3 separate regions of the Homo sapiens genome follow, and all the other regions are linked to region 2. A link is a contact called in ENCODE Hi-C or POLR2A ChIA-PET data. All regions are on one chromosome and are shown on one strand. Each heading gives the region's core, a stretch centred on a gene start or an enhancer-like site at or near the end of the contact. The rest is flanking DNA. Distances are from core to core; before and after follow the strand shown. Region 1 overlaps LOC124909347 (a long non-coding RNA gene). Region 2 holds the start of GRIP2 (glutamate receptor interacting protein 2). Region 3 overlaps SLC6A6 (solute carrier family 6 member 6).

Region 1 (4,466 bases), core at 805-3,304, 110 kb before region 2:
TAGATGAGTTAAATGAGCTAGTCTTGATAAAAATGTTAATGATTATGGTAGACAGACCAATCACCCTCACCCCGACTCCCAGATGTCTACCTTCTAATCCCCAGAATCTGGGTATATGGTGACCTTTATATAGCAAAAGAGAATTGGCAGAGATGATGAAATTAAAGCGATTGAGATGGGGAGCTAGCCTGGATTGTGCAGGTGGGTCCCCTATCATCAAAACCATCCTTATAAGGGGTAGACAGGATGGCCAGAGTCAGACAGAGATCAGAGATGCTTTGAAGAGGGAGAGTGGGACCACATGCCTAGGTATGCAGGAGGCCGCTAGAAAAAGCAAAGAAATGAGCCCTCCTCCAGAGTCTCCAGAAGGAATGCAGCATTGCTGACACGGTGATTTTAGTCTTGTAACACTCATCTCAAACTTCTGACTTCCAGAACTCTACCAGAATACGTTTGTGTTGTTTTAAGCCACCAAACTTGTGGCAATTTGTTACAGCAGCAAGACGAAAGTGATCATAATGATTGTAACAGTGGCATTTAGTATATGTGGGGCATGTGTATGACTCTTTGCATAGATTATATTATATAATCCTTGCAAGAATCCTAGAAGCGGACCTATTATCCACCATATTAGAGAGAAGAAAAATGAGACTCATCACATCCTCATCTCATCTGTCTTTATGGAGAAAATGGGAAAAGGGAAAAGGAGAGGGGAATTGAGGCAGTTGACTGTGTTCAGTCTTATTTATTTATTTTCATTTGTTTATTTCTCCAAGTCCGCCAGTCTCTGAAATTAGAACAGTAAGCAATATGAGATAATCGGGCCTAATAATGTTGTGATTCTCTTTTCTTAATGGAGTGGAATGTTCTGTCCCCACAAGAAGGATTATACCTTATAGACTTGTCTTGTTCAGATTCTGTATTTACCCATTTTACTGAAACACATACTAAATTCCATGTGTTTTTGTTACAAATCTTCTGAAAGAAAATGTGAAACATTAAAAGGTATTAATAATAATTTTTTTTAAAAGGAAAAAAAATGAGGCTCAGTTGCTTAAATGGCATGCCAGGGGTCATTTCCCAGCTAGCAAGTGAAGGAGCCTTCAGTTAAAAAATAACTCAAAGACATTGAGTTAATTATTGGCGTGTTATTTACTTGTAACTAGTGGAACCAGTATAGACTGACTTCATCTCAGAAAGCGAGGAAAGGATTTATATAGAAGAAACACAGCTTCTAAACTATGAATGTTGGTTTTTTTGCCTAGCTGGACCCTGGCAATGAAGCCAGTGAGTGTTCTGATCCTGGAAAGCTAGAAAGAAAGTAATTCTAGTTGCACGTGAATGTCCCTGAAGACCATGAGAATTTAGCTTCCTCTGCACGATGCCTGTCAGGGTCCTTGGTTGTCATCTCCATCTTAGCGATGCAGGTTTGCACCCTCACCCTTGTCAGAAATTCTCCCTAGAGTGGCATCCAGCTGATTGTAACCACCTCCCAAGCCACTTAAATGACCAGGAGCAAGCTAGTGAGTCCCCTTTATTCCCAGGCTCACTCATTTTGCAGGCTGCAAAAGCACAAAATAACTTAATCTTGCATTGACCAGAATGCTCCCCTGTCATACAAATGATTTTTCACATATCCCCCCATTTCCTCAAACTCTCTCCTCTTTGTTTATGTGTTCCAAGCATCTGGGTCTATCTGGAATTGCCTTCCTCTACCAAGTACAAAAGTTGAAGCCCAGCCCAGTATGTTCTTTACTCAGTCACCCTCTAAATACATGGACCTGGGTTTGTTCTGGAAGAAAGGGAGGGCAGGGACATCCTAGTCTGGTGAAAAGAGCACAGGATTTCCTCCGAGGCCGCTAGCACTCCGTTCCAGCTACGTTCCTTTAGTTAGTTTGGCAGCTCCCATCTCCCCTCTGAGCCTCGGTTCTTTTACCCAGTTGGGCACACAGGATGTTTGAGATAAAGAGTGTAAGAATGGTTTGCAAACTGAAAATGCTGTGCCTGCATCACTTGCAGGATAGTTCTGCTCAGTGCCAGTTTTCTCACAGCAGAAGGCGTGTGCGTACCAACAGTCTGTGTTATGACACTGCATATTTTGCAGTGTTTTGACCTCCGGTTTGTCCTTACCCCTGTTGAGTCCCAAGAGAGTGGGACTGGGTGGGAGATTGATTATCTTCTTCCTTCTTATATCTTACTAGATTTTAATTATCTATGAAGTCTTTTAGGTGCTTTAAATAAAGGGGGAGAGAGGAAATCTTCTGAAGCAGATGACAATTATTTCCCCCAAGCACAGCCACCAAGCCATGCTCTTATTTTGAATGATCTGCGTCATTTTCCAACATGAAGCCTCAGAAGGACATGATTACAGGCTGGACTCACCGACTGTAGCCTGTGCAGCTATTGTAATGTTTTAATCAGTGATTAAGTCAAGAGGTTTAATTTAGTACCGGGCTCCGTTAAGCTTGTGAAAATGGTTTTCTGCCTCCTCAAACTAAAAATGTGTCTCTCCCCCATGTGTCCAGCCCGAAGCATCTTAACCTTTGTTCTATCTTCAACACCGCTGGCTCTAACAAATTACTCAGCAGTGAATGAATTAGCTGAGTCCAATGTGTGAAAAAAGATTAGGCTGGACCTAGGAAAATTAGCTTCTAAGCACAGCACAGGATGAGGCATAAAGATACCTGGACTCGTGCCCTGCATGACAAAGAAGCTAAGCTTCATTAGCGTCAGTCATGACATCCGTCATTGGCATTATCTCATTGAATCCCTGCGACAACCTCAGGGGCAGATGCTATTATTATTCGCATTTTGTAGATGAAGAAAACTGAGACCCAGAGAAGGTAAATAACTTGTCCATGGTCACACAGGCAGTCTTGGTCCCAGGATTTGAGTTGAGGCAGCCTAGCTCTGGGATCCCCACACTGTCCTTCCTCCCTCGCTGGATCTGAGACTACGTTAGCTTTGCATTCATTCATTGATTAACTCTGTTGGGGAAAGGGGACATTTTAGGGAGCTACCCCAGAATAGTTCTGCAGGAGGGACCTGTCTTTAGGTCATTGCAAGCAGAGATGACTAAGGAGGTGAGTGCCAGGAGTCCTGACCATGCAAGCTAGAACTGGACAAGCATCATTTGGTATCACGGAGAGCCCAGCCGAGCTTGCAAATCTGGAGTAACAGGATGGCCTATGGGGCTTTTTCTGCAGCCTGGGGAATTGGTGCCTGAGGCCATGGCTAAAAAAAAAAATGAGAGTTGCTAAAAACTACAGCCTCAAACTCTTAATGGGGGCCCAAGTGCTGCCCCCCAGCTTCAACCCAATGGCTTACTATGAACAGGAGAAGATGCTTTATAGTGCTCAAATCCACCCGACCCCACTGGATTTAGAGAGGCAGCAGGGAAGTGGTAGAGGGAGCTGTCCACATTATGAGATGTTGGCCTCATAGAGAGGGACGGGAGGGACATTTCTCTAAACTCCTAAAGCCAAGTGAGGGGCTCCAAAGATGAGGAACAGAGTTCAAATCAGAGATCTGGCAATGTCATGGTGGGGAGTCTTGAAGGTGACCCAGCTGAACCCAAGAAGTAGGAAAAAGCAGAGAAAAGCCACAGCAAGAAGTAGGGAAAAGCAGAGAAATGCCACAGTAAGAAGTAGAGAAAGCAGAGAAACATCACAACTAGAAGCAGCCCAGGTCCCCGACCCTTCTTGTTGGCCCTGCGTTAGTTTCCTAGGGCCACCATAACAAAATGTCACAGACTAGATGGCTTGAAACAATAGAAATTTATTGTCTCACAGTTCCAGAGACTGGAAGCCCTAAATCAAGGCATCGCAAGGCCAGGTTCCCTCTGAAACCTGTAGGGGGAATCCTTCCTTTCCTCCTCCCAGCCCCTGATAGTGAGTGGCAGTCCTTGGCTTTCCTTGGCTTCTAGATGTGTCCCTCCAGCCCTGTCTTCACGTGGCCTTCTCCCTGTGCCTGTCTTCACATGGCCGTCTTCTTACAAGGACACCGGTTATATGAGGTTAGGGGCCCACTGTACTCCAATGTGACCTCATCTTAACTGATTGCATCTGTAACAACCCTATTTCCAAATAAGGCCACATTCTGAGGTACTGAGGGATAGGACTTCAACAGATCTTCTTTTAGGGCGGGGTGCAGTTCAACCCAGAACAGGCCCTCCGTGTCAGTCTTGAAAAAGGCCAGCAGAGACCCTCAGTACTAATGGGAGAGGAGACCTGAGACCCGTCCCAGAGAGCCGGGGTTTATAAACTGGCTGAGAAAGGGACTGCCAGAGGGGTCATGAAGGAATGACAGTGGTGGGGGGCCAGAGGGGCTGCCTGAAGTGGAGATGGGACAGAACAGAACTGCTCTGTGTGCACGCCCTGTCCAGGCCTAGCTGCTGGGGAGCTGGCTGCCCTTTCCTGCCAGTGAGGCCAGTCAGTGGGGTGCAGCAACCCTCACCCCCCACAGCA
Region 2 (4,564 bases), core at 2-2,501:
ATTATTCTAAAGGTGCCACTAGCGTTGGGCTGGCAGGAGCCAGTGTGGGGCGGCCCAGGAATTGTGGCTAAATTCCATGCTGGGGTCACTGTTCTGGAGGGAACCCACAAGAAACCTCGGGTCCCTAACTACCGGGCAGCCCTCTCCCACTAGCTGCAGGGCACATGGAAGAAATATGAGGCTCGTGTGTTCCCACGCGGTCAGGAACTCCATGGGAGCCAGGCCTTGTCTGTCTGGTTCTCTGTTGCCAGACGCACTGTGCAGTTGTACAGGTTGTTGACATCCACCATTCAGTGCCCTGTCACCATCACCCCACCCTTCTTGGTGTCTGACCCTCAGTTGGTGCCAGCACACACTGGTGGGATGGAGGGCAGGGGAAATTGGGTGCAGCCTGCCACCCCTTCTCACAGACAGGTAGAGGAGGAGCCTCAGGTGTCCATTAAGATCAGCCTGGTCAGTCCTGAGCCAATGTGGAGGAATCCCAGGAGTGTGCAAGGCTAAGGCCCAGCTGGGTCTGGGACGGGGCAGAGCCTGCCAGGTGTGGCTGGAGCCTGTGACCAACTGGCCCTGCCTATCAAGCCCAGAGGCGGGCAGATCCTCCACCCAGCTCACTTGGTCTTCACAAAAAGCTGGGTGGCCACTCCACGTGGCAGGCTGCCGGGTTCATCTTTCCTAAGTCCCATTTTACCGAGGGAAAACTGATACCTAGGAGAGGTAGTTGGAACATTGGTGGGAGGGCCCTGGAGGGTCTCCAAGCTCAAGGGTTTCTAAGCTGAGACCTACAGAGACGCCCTGGCATTGTTCATGCAGTCAAAGAGTCTGTGCTTCATCTAGCTTATGTCCTGGGGTTCTGTGCAAATTCTCTTGGAATCTGCCGTTTAGAAAAAAAAAAAGTTTGGAAAGCACTGTTCCCTGTCTCCAGATGAAAAAACTGATGCCTAGTGAGGGAAGAGTCGTTTGCCAAAGTCCCAGGGCAAGTTAGAAGCAGGCTCTCTCTCTGCCTGAGAGCCCTGGGGGAAGCCCCAGGCATGCCACCTTCAAAGACCCCCTGTCCAGACCCAGGCTGCAGGGGTGGGGCATGTTGGACCCTGTCCTGGAGCCAGCCTTGACAATAGCCATGTCCCCTTTAAGCAGAGAGCCGCCCGCTGCAGTGGGTGGACTCGGTGCCCAGCCAGTGGGAGCTGTGAGCTTCCCTCCCACAGCCCCTCCCTGGGGAGGGGAGGGAGGGCCAAGCAGCGTGGCTCCCGAGGGAGTTGGTGGGCAGCAGGGGAGACAATAGCGAACATGCTGTGTGGGCTCAGCCGGGAGACCCCTGGAGAGGCGGGTACGTAATGGGGGGTCTGTGGGCAGAGTGATGGGGCTGAACACATAGATCCCTCTGGAGCTGCTGCCCAGAGAGAGGGGACTGGATGGCTGAGACCTGGGACTGCCACTCCCTGGAGACCCAGGGCTTGGGGAGGGTGGGGCAGGACACTTGCTGGGGCTGTCTGTCTGACCCTGGCCACTGTCCTGTAGCAGGATGGCTGAGCCTCCCCCAGGGCTGTCCAGCACAGGCAGGCAGAACAGGCGGGTCTGGAGGTTCCGAGGGCAGTGCTCAGCCTTGTAGGGGGAAGGCTGGTCCTATCTGGGTGTGAGCGAAGCCTTTTGCCCAATCTCAGGATCTGCACAGCTGCCTGGTGGGAGTGAGTGTCCGACCCAGAGGGGTGAGAGCCCAAGGCCCATGGGCAAGGTGGTGGTGAGGAGTTCCTGTGCTGGCACAGCTGGGCAGGAGACTGGTTCTCGGCAGGAGGAGAAACTCTGGTTTGGGGGTCTGACTGGTGAGCCCCTGGGGCTCTGGGAATGTGTGGGATGGGGGATCACAGCTGCCACATTCCTGGGTGTGCTGAGGCTGGGACCCAGGGGAGGGGCAGACACGATTGTTCCATCTGTCTCTCCAGCCTCAGCCTGGGCTCACCCTATTCCTCCAAAGAGGGAGCTTGGGGCCTGGACCAGAACATACTGCATTCACTGCCCTGGGGTTGCCTCACTGGTTTCTTCCCACGCTCTTGACATATCTTTGCACCACAGCTCCAAGGGCAAGGACTGTGGTCCCAGTGGACAGAGGAGGAAACCAAGGCTCAGGGAGGGCAGTGGCCGAGCTGGGATTGACACCCCGATGACTTTTACTGCAGAGCCCCCAGCCCTGCTTCTGAGGGCCCAGTGGACTTTGATTCCCACCTCCCTTCCCATGGCAAGGAGCAGAGCCAGGTCACCTCTGGACCCAGCCTTAGCGACCCAGGAAAAATAACACTCATAATCATAATAGCTGGCTGTTGTCGAGAGCTTCCTCTGGGCCAGGCTCTTTTCTAAGCTTTCTGTGCATTTTCTCATTTAATCCTCATAACTACACTGCCACTTGGGTACTGTTATTCTCTCCATTTTGCAGTTGGGGAAACTGAGGCAGAGAGCTGCTAAGTGACTTGTTCAGGGTTATATAGCCAGAAGTGACAAAGCTGGGATTTGACCCGATGGGCCCACCCATCCTTGGCAACTGCACTGTAAATGGAGGCTCTGCCTTCTTGGCCTGGACACATCTGTTCTTTCAACCCAAGGCCCAGGTGAGTGGGGTCACCTTGGTCTGCTGTGGTCAGGGCCACAAAGGCAGCAGTGCCCTGGAGACCTTACCTGGGGCACTGCCAGGGAGGTGTCTCCCCCTCCTCATGGGCCTGTGACCTCCACCTCGGCCCAGGGTCAGCATCAACTGCCTGGGCCTTTGCCCAGTCTCCTCCCTGGCCTGGCCTCCACCCCTTTGCTGCCATGGGAGGAAGCTTGCCAAAACACAAATCTGCTCAGCTCCTAAGCCTTGCATTCAAGGCCCTTCCTGACCTCTCTGACATTTTCTCTCTCTGATGACTTACTTGACCTCTACCCTCACCACTGTAGCCTCCACCCTAGGTCTCCTCCCCAGGTCACAGAACCTCATGATCACACTTGCTTCAGTTTGCATCAGCACCAAGGCTCTTCTTCCAAAAAGTGTAAAGATGGAGCTTCAGGCACAGTGGGATCCAGATGCTCAATTAACATCATTAGGACTCTGGGTCTCTTCGTAGCTTGCTCTGCTTCACTTTAGTGAGCTTCATTTCCAGGCAGACTCTCTCCTCTCCTTGAGAGTTCCTGGCACCTTCAAACTTAAGGTCAACCAGCTCAGTCATCCCTAAGGAAAGAGAGCCTATTTCCAGTAGTTCCAGCAAATGCCCCAGAAACGGCTCTCATTGGTCCAACTTGTATCACATGCCCACCCCTGATGGATCGCTGAGCCTCTGATTGGCCAGGCCTGGTCATGTGACCTCCCCTGTTGCTGGTAAGGACAGCCATATACCTCCACATTTGGCACAGAAGACTGCAGCCCTGAGAAGTCAGCCCACTGGCAGTGTGCGTCAGTGAGTGCCCCGATTGGAGCTGGGCTCTGTGGACCAGGCAGCCCTATGCCCTTTCTCTGCTCCTGATGGACTCTGGGTGGGTCCCTTCTCAGGCCCCACACCCTGGGCATGTCGTCTCACTCCAGGGAGTCTTGCTTTCCTGTCACTAACCCCAGAGTTCTGGCAGGAAGGGACTGTGACCTATCTCCATTGGCCCAGGCTGGGGCACACAGTAGGCCTGAACACAGATTTTGGCAGGAAGTCCCTCTCCATGTTCACTCTCCTGCCTTGAGGACGGGAGGCCTGCTCTGACTCCGCAGCCACAAAGACATCTTTGTTCCAGGCCTGCTAGGTCTGAGCAGGCACTTGCTGCCATGCTGGGGGCAGGGAAGTCTCAGTGGGTGTGGGTGTACATGTGTGAAGGTCCCCCTGCTGTGCCCTGGGCTACCCACTCCTCCGAGGGGCCCTCACCAGGCCTACCCCTTGGCTCTGAGACTCCTCAGGCAGGCCTGGCCTCCTACTCCACAGCAGGGGCTGTGGCCATGGGGGATCCTTCGCCTGAGTTTGCGTCCTGGCTCTGTCTCTTCCTAGTCTCTGACCTTGAGAAACTCATTCCACCTCTTTGATTCTCATTCTCCTAATCTGTAAATGGGAATTGAATTAAAAAAATATTTGCTGAGCATGTACTACATGCCAGACAATGTGTGCGCTGCACACAGCAGTGAGCAGGCAGACAGAAGCCCGGCCCCCTGGAGCTGACATCCCAGTAAAAATAGTCGTAAATATTTAGATGGTGTTGATTGCCCAGAGGAACATGAAGCAGGGAGGGAGTGGAGAGGAGGTGTGGAGGTACAGGGTGCGTGTGTAAGTTCCAACAGGCGGATGGGGAAGGCCTCCCTGAGGAGGTGACATTTCTACAAGTTCCCGAAGGAGCTGAGACGGGAGTTTTGATGATGTCTGGGGAAGAGTTTTGTGGGCAGAGGGAACAGCCGATGCAAAGGCCCTAGGGGGATGTGAGTCTGGTGGGCCTTGGGTCGAAAGGACAGATGTGTCCAGGAAGGCTTCACCTCCCTTTAGAGTGCAGTTGCCAAGGTGGGGTGGGCCCATAGGGTCAAATCTCCGCTTTGTCACTTCTGGCTGTGTAACCAGGAACAAGTCACTTAGCA
Region 3 (4,521 bases), core at 564-3,063, 120 kb after region 2:
TGGTCAGCTTTAAGTTATTTGTCTTTTACAACAATTGAAAATAGAGGCTGGGCGCGGTGGCTCATGCCTGTAATCCCAGAACTTTGGAAGGCCAAGTCAGAAGGATCACTTGAGCCCAGAAGTTTGAAACCAGCCTGGGCAACATAGTGAGACCCAGTCTCTAAAAAAAATAATTAGCCAGGCATGGAGGCATGCATGTAATCCCAGGTACTCAGGAGGCTGAGGTGGGAGGAAGGCTTGAGTTTGGAAGGTCAAGGCTGTAGCGAGCTATGATCACACCACTGCTCTCCAGCCTGGGTGACAGAGCAAGACTCTGTCTCAAAAAAAAAAAAAAAAAAAGCAGAGTGGTTTACAAGAGAAACTGTAACCAGCCAATTTCCCATCACTATGGGATTAATTAAATAAACACTGCTTTAGTCAAACAAATCATGGCTTACAACAAGGTCAGCAAACTGGCCACTGGGCCAAATCCAGCAGCTTGTTTTCTCTTGCCTCAGCCTCCAGAGTAGCTGGAACTACAGGTGCGCACCATCACGCACAGCTAATTTTTGTATTTTTAGTAGAGATGGGGTTTTGCCATGTTGGCCAGGCTGGTCTTGAACTTCTGACCTCAAGTGATCCACCCGCCTCAGCCTCCCAAACTGCTGGGATTACAGGCGTGAGCCACTGTGCCTGTTCAAAAATGTATGACTTTTATAACCAGAGTAAATAATAAATATCATTTTATTACGGTCTTGAGCCTTCTAGGAAGCGAATGTTGAGGTTGGCACTTCTGTTGAACAGGCCTGAGGTGGCCTTTTCTGACAACACTGGAAGTCATGGGCCTGTTATATCAACACTCCTATATGCACCAGTTTACAATGGGTGCGGGGCATGGGGGCAGACACCCCGTGGGAGATCTCACCACAAGCCCAGAGAGGGTCTCCCTGTTAAGAATCTTCTTTCTTCCTTAAGCTGCCCCAGGCACCGGGAGGGTGAATCTGATTTCTGGACTCAGCCCCATAGCTGAGGGGGTGGGGAGTTGCTCTAGGGGGGGCTCACCTTGGGGGATAAAATGAGAAATTGCATGTGGGGTGCTTGGCACTGATGTGCTAGGCCTTTTGCACACTTAACCTCACTGTGCTTACAAAGTGATGAGGTCACCCCCACCCCAAAATCCCAGTATCACCGTCTTTCTAACCCTCCTGGGTGCCACTATTGCTCCATTTCAGGGGTGGGTTACCTGAGGCTCAGGGTAGTTCTGTGACTCCTCCAGGTCACGAAGCCGGCAGGGCTGGAACAGAGATTTGAACTAGGGACTGCCTGACTCCCCAGCTCCATGGACTCCACTACATGGGTTGCCCCCTGTCAGCAATACTTTTTTGGGCTGGTCCATTAATAGTTCAGGCTCTGCTGAACAACTAACACACATTCCCATGTCCGCATCATGCCCCTTCTCAGATGAGAACCTGAAGGTCAGAGCCCTCAAGTGACGTGCCCAGTGAGGAGGGCGCACACCTAGCAGTGCTCAGACTTCAGAGCTGACAAGGTCTGTTCTTCCACCCTGTTCCTCTAGACACCCCTGCCATGTCAGGGGGCCGAGGAGCCCTTTCAGAAAGTGTTAAGCCAAGAGGGCTGCTTGGAGGAGCATCAGATAAGTCTGAGGGCAAATCTGCCTCTCAGCCTTTTCTATAAAATGGGCTCCCAAGCGCAAATACATCAGCAAGCCTCAAAAAGAGGAACATTGGCAACCTCTGTTTACTGCCTGTAACAGCCCATCCCAGGCAGGGCCCCTTGCACAAGACTCTATCTGGAAGCAGAACTCACATTCCAGCCTCACGGCAGCAGGAGCCTCATTTCCCAGGTGCTTTGACTACTCATTAACCAGGAGGAAGTCCCGGGGGAAGGGGAAGGGGCTGGGCCCAGAGGCCGTTCCCAGCCTGAGGAAGTGGGCTAGAGTCAGCTCAATCAGGTTCAAATCCTTCCCAGCTGTGTAGTCTTGGAAACAATCAATTCATCTCTCCAAGCCTCAGTTTTCTGATCTGTACAATAGGGATGACATCAGCGCCCACCTCACAAGGCTCCTGAGGAGGCTGTGCATGAGTCTGTGACGTGTTTAGCAGTGCCTGATGTGCAATAAGCGCTCAATGAATTTCTCATATTTTTTCAAAAAGAGTAAGAGCACACCCACTTCTTTGGGTTGACAGAGTTAACACAGTAAACCTCTCGGCAGTATATGAGCATGCTGAGTCCAGGAAGCGGTAGCAATCATTATTATTGACGTCTATAACTATTATGATGACGCCTGTGGAGGCTGACGTCGAGTAGGTCACCTCCATGCCTGCCCAGTGGCTGGCTGGGTACACACCCCTGCCCGATGTCACAGCACAAAGAATATGTCTCCATGGGGTGGGGCTGCTTGTGACCAAGCAACCTAGGCCAGCTGAGCTTGATGAAAAGGAAGGACTTGGTCCAGCTGCTAGCAGCAGCAGGTTGAGGAGCTCTGGGCCACAAACAAACGCTTGCCTAGTCCCGGCTTCACAGGGGACCCCACTCCAACCAATCCGAACCCTGGACCAGTGGGAGCTTAACCTTCCCCCTTAGAAATTTCTGCCCAGGAAGCCAGGGTTTTCTAATTCCAAAGCAGAGTCCACAGTGGGTCTTGACATCAATGTAAGGGGTCAAGGCCATCTTTTTTACTAAAGGAAGACAGAGCAGACCAGAGCACAGCAGATGGCGAGTACGAGGATGATCTGAGAAACTTCAATTTCAGGGTTTGAGTTTGACGTGTGTGTTTGTGTACATGCACACGCAGGCCACATCCCATTGTAAAATGTATTTAATGAACGCTGAGGATTAAATAAGACTCTGAAAGCCCCTAGAGCAGGCAATGTCTTAATCAGCGAAGGAGACATCCCTTAAACCCTTTTTAAAAACATAATGACGATCCTGAACTAAAAGAAAAATAAGGCTGCTGTAAACACTGAGACAATCAGTGCAATGCCATTAAGATCCACAGATAACAGAATCACGTCAATGTTAAATCAGTGTCCTGGGGTAGATAACTGTGCTAGGGTTATATAAGAGAATGGCCTTGCTCTTTTTTTTTTTTTTTTTCGAGACGGAGTCTCGCTGCGTCGCCCAGGCTGGAGTGCAGTGGCACGATCGCGGCTCGCTGCAAGCTCCATCCCCCGGGTTCACGCCATTCTCCTGCCTCAGCCTCCCGAGTAGCTGGAACTACAGGCGCCCGCCACCACGTCTGGCTAATTTTTTGTGTTTTTTAGTAGAGACAGGGTTTCACCGTGTTAGCCAGGATGGTCTCGATCTCCTGACCTCGTGATCTGCCCACCTTGGCCTCCCAAAGTGCTGGGATCCCAGGCGTGAGCCACGGCGCCCGGCCTGGCCTTGCTCTTATGAAAGGCCTGAAGGATTGAGGTGAAGGGGCATCATGCCTGCAATTTACTCCCCAATGATTCAGCAAAAATGGAAGAATGTTCACGTGACTGTTTTTATTTAACATATTAGTGAGAAAGAGATGAAGCGAATGTGGCAAATGTTACCCATGGGAAAATCTCAACGAAGGGCATAATGCGAGGCCACTGTAATACTCTTGCAACTTTAGCAAAGGTTTTCCATTTTACTTGTTTATTTATAATTTTATTTATATTATTTTTAATTTTTGCTGAGATGGGGCTCATTATGTTGCCCACGCTGGTCTCGAGCTCCTGGCCTCAAGCAATCCTCCTGCCTTGGCCTCCCAAAGTGCAGGGATTGGAGGCGTGAGCCACTGTGCCCTTGACAACATCGTGAAACCCCGTTACTCCAAAAAATACAAAAATAAGCTGGGCACGGCGGCACGCGCCTGTAGTGCCAGCTGCTAGGGAGGCTGGGGTGGGAGGATCACCTGAACCTGGGGAGATCGAGGCTGCAGTGAGCCCTGATGACACCACTGCACCCCAGCGTAGGCGACAGAGTGTGACCCTGTCTCAAAACAAAAACAAACCTTTAACAGAGACAGAGCCAAGCTCAGACCCCAATCCTCAGAATCAACTCAGTGAGGGCATCCTCCCCACGGCAGACTTGCCCCAGGCTACTCTGCAGCAGAGCCAGGACAGGGCACAGGCTGGATCTCCAAAACCAGTGCTTGGCCCATTTGCAGGGCGTCCCTGTGCCCTCTGGCACAGACTGGCTGGGGACCAAGCAGGCACAGAGTGGCCAAGCCAGGCCAGGGGATCTGCCACCTGGAGGTGAGGTGTGGACAAGGTCTGTGGGCCTCAGGGGTCCCGTCTTGTCCTCCTAGAGCCTGGGGGAGACACGGAGCTCCTGAGCCCCCCACCTTGGGTCACTGCACAACGTGTGAGACACCCATCCCACCTGGAGGTCCAAGGTCACTTACGTTTGGGAGCTCCTCAGAAGGGCTGTGGTTCTGGTTCTGGATCTATTGCAAAGAGAGGAAGCGAAGACGGAAGAAAGAGATCTGGTCAGAGGCAGACTGTGCACAGGGCCCCTAATTGTCCACCCACTTGTAACCACCAGACGTGT

The links. A loop is a pair of places that touch in the nucleus more often than their neighbours do. ChIA-PET counts read pairs that join two places held with the same protein, here RNA polymerase II (POLR2A). Pooled maps may share reads with other maps.
Region 1: a loop to region 2 is called in a pooled map, with 2.2 times the contacts of the local background. The contact joins the enhancer-like site here to the promoter of GRIP2 in region 2. A Hi-C loop is called at or near these places in 3 of 168 maps with a recorded cell type or tissue (cardiac septum, heart right ventricle and mammary epithelial cell) and 7 of 50 pooled maps. POLR2A ChIA-PET finds 5 or more read pairs at or near these places in 2 of 52 experiments (HEK293 and OCI-LY7).
Region 3: a loop to region 2 is called in a map of ovary, with 2.0 times the contacts of the local background. The contact joins the enhancer-like site here to the promoter of GRIP2 in region 2. A Hi-C loop is called at or near these places in 1 of 168 maps with a recorded cell type or tissue (ovary) and 2 of 50 pooled maps. POLR2A ChIA-PET finds 5 or more read pairs at or near these places in 1 of 52 experiments (BJ).

What each region holds. Positions count from the first base shown.
Region 1 is chr3:14,646,324-14,650,789 of GRCh38, reverse strand. LOC124909347 (a long non-coding RNA gene) reads left to right here. Exons shown (of 2, transcript XR_007095826.1): 2 at 1-4,466. Among named protein-coding and RNA genes, the nearest start is that of CCDC174, 3.2 kb to the left of the region's middle. Within about 2 kb of position 2,054, at least 2 of the 41 ENCODE cell types and tissues checked have a DNase peak (open chromatin) inside an H3K27ac peak, as active enhancers do.
Region 2 is chr3:14,537,029-14,541,592 of GRCh38, reverse strand. GRIP2 (glutamate receptor interacting protein 2) reads left to right here and starts at 1,251. Exons shown (of 24, transcript NM_001080423.4): 1 at 1,251-1,324. The coding sequence starts at 1,285. RefSeq lists an enhancer at 4,479-4,564.
Region 3 is chr3:14,416,308-14,420,828 of GRCh38, reverse strand. It overlaps SLC6A6 (solute carrier family 6 member 6), which reads right to left. Exons shown (of 15, transcript NM_003043.6): 2 at 4,376-4,417. Among named protein-coding and RNA genes, the nearest start is that of SLC6A6, 16 kb to the right of the region's middle. Within about 2 kb of position 1,813, at least 11 of the 41 ENCODE cell types and tissues checked have a DNase peak (open chromatin) inside an H3K27ac peak, as active enhancers do.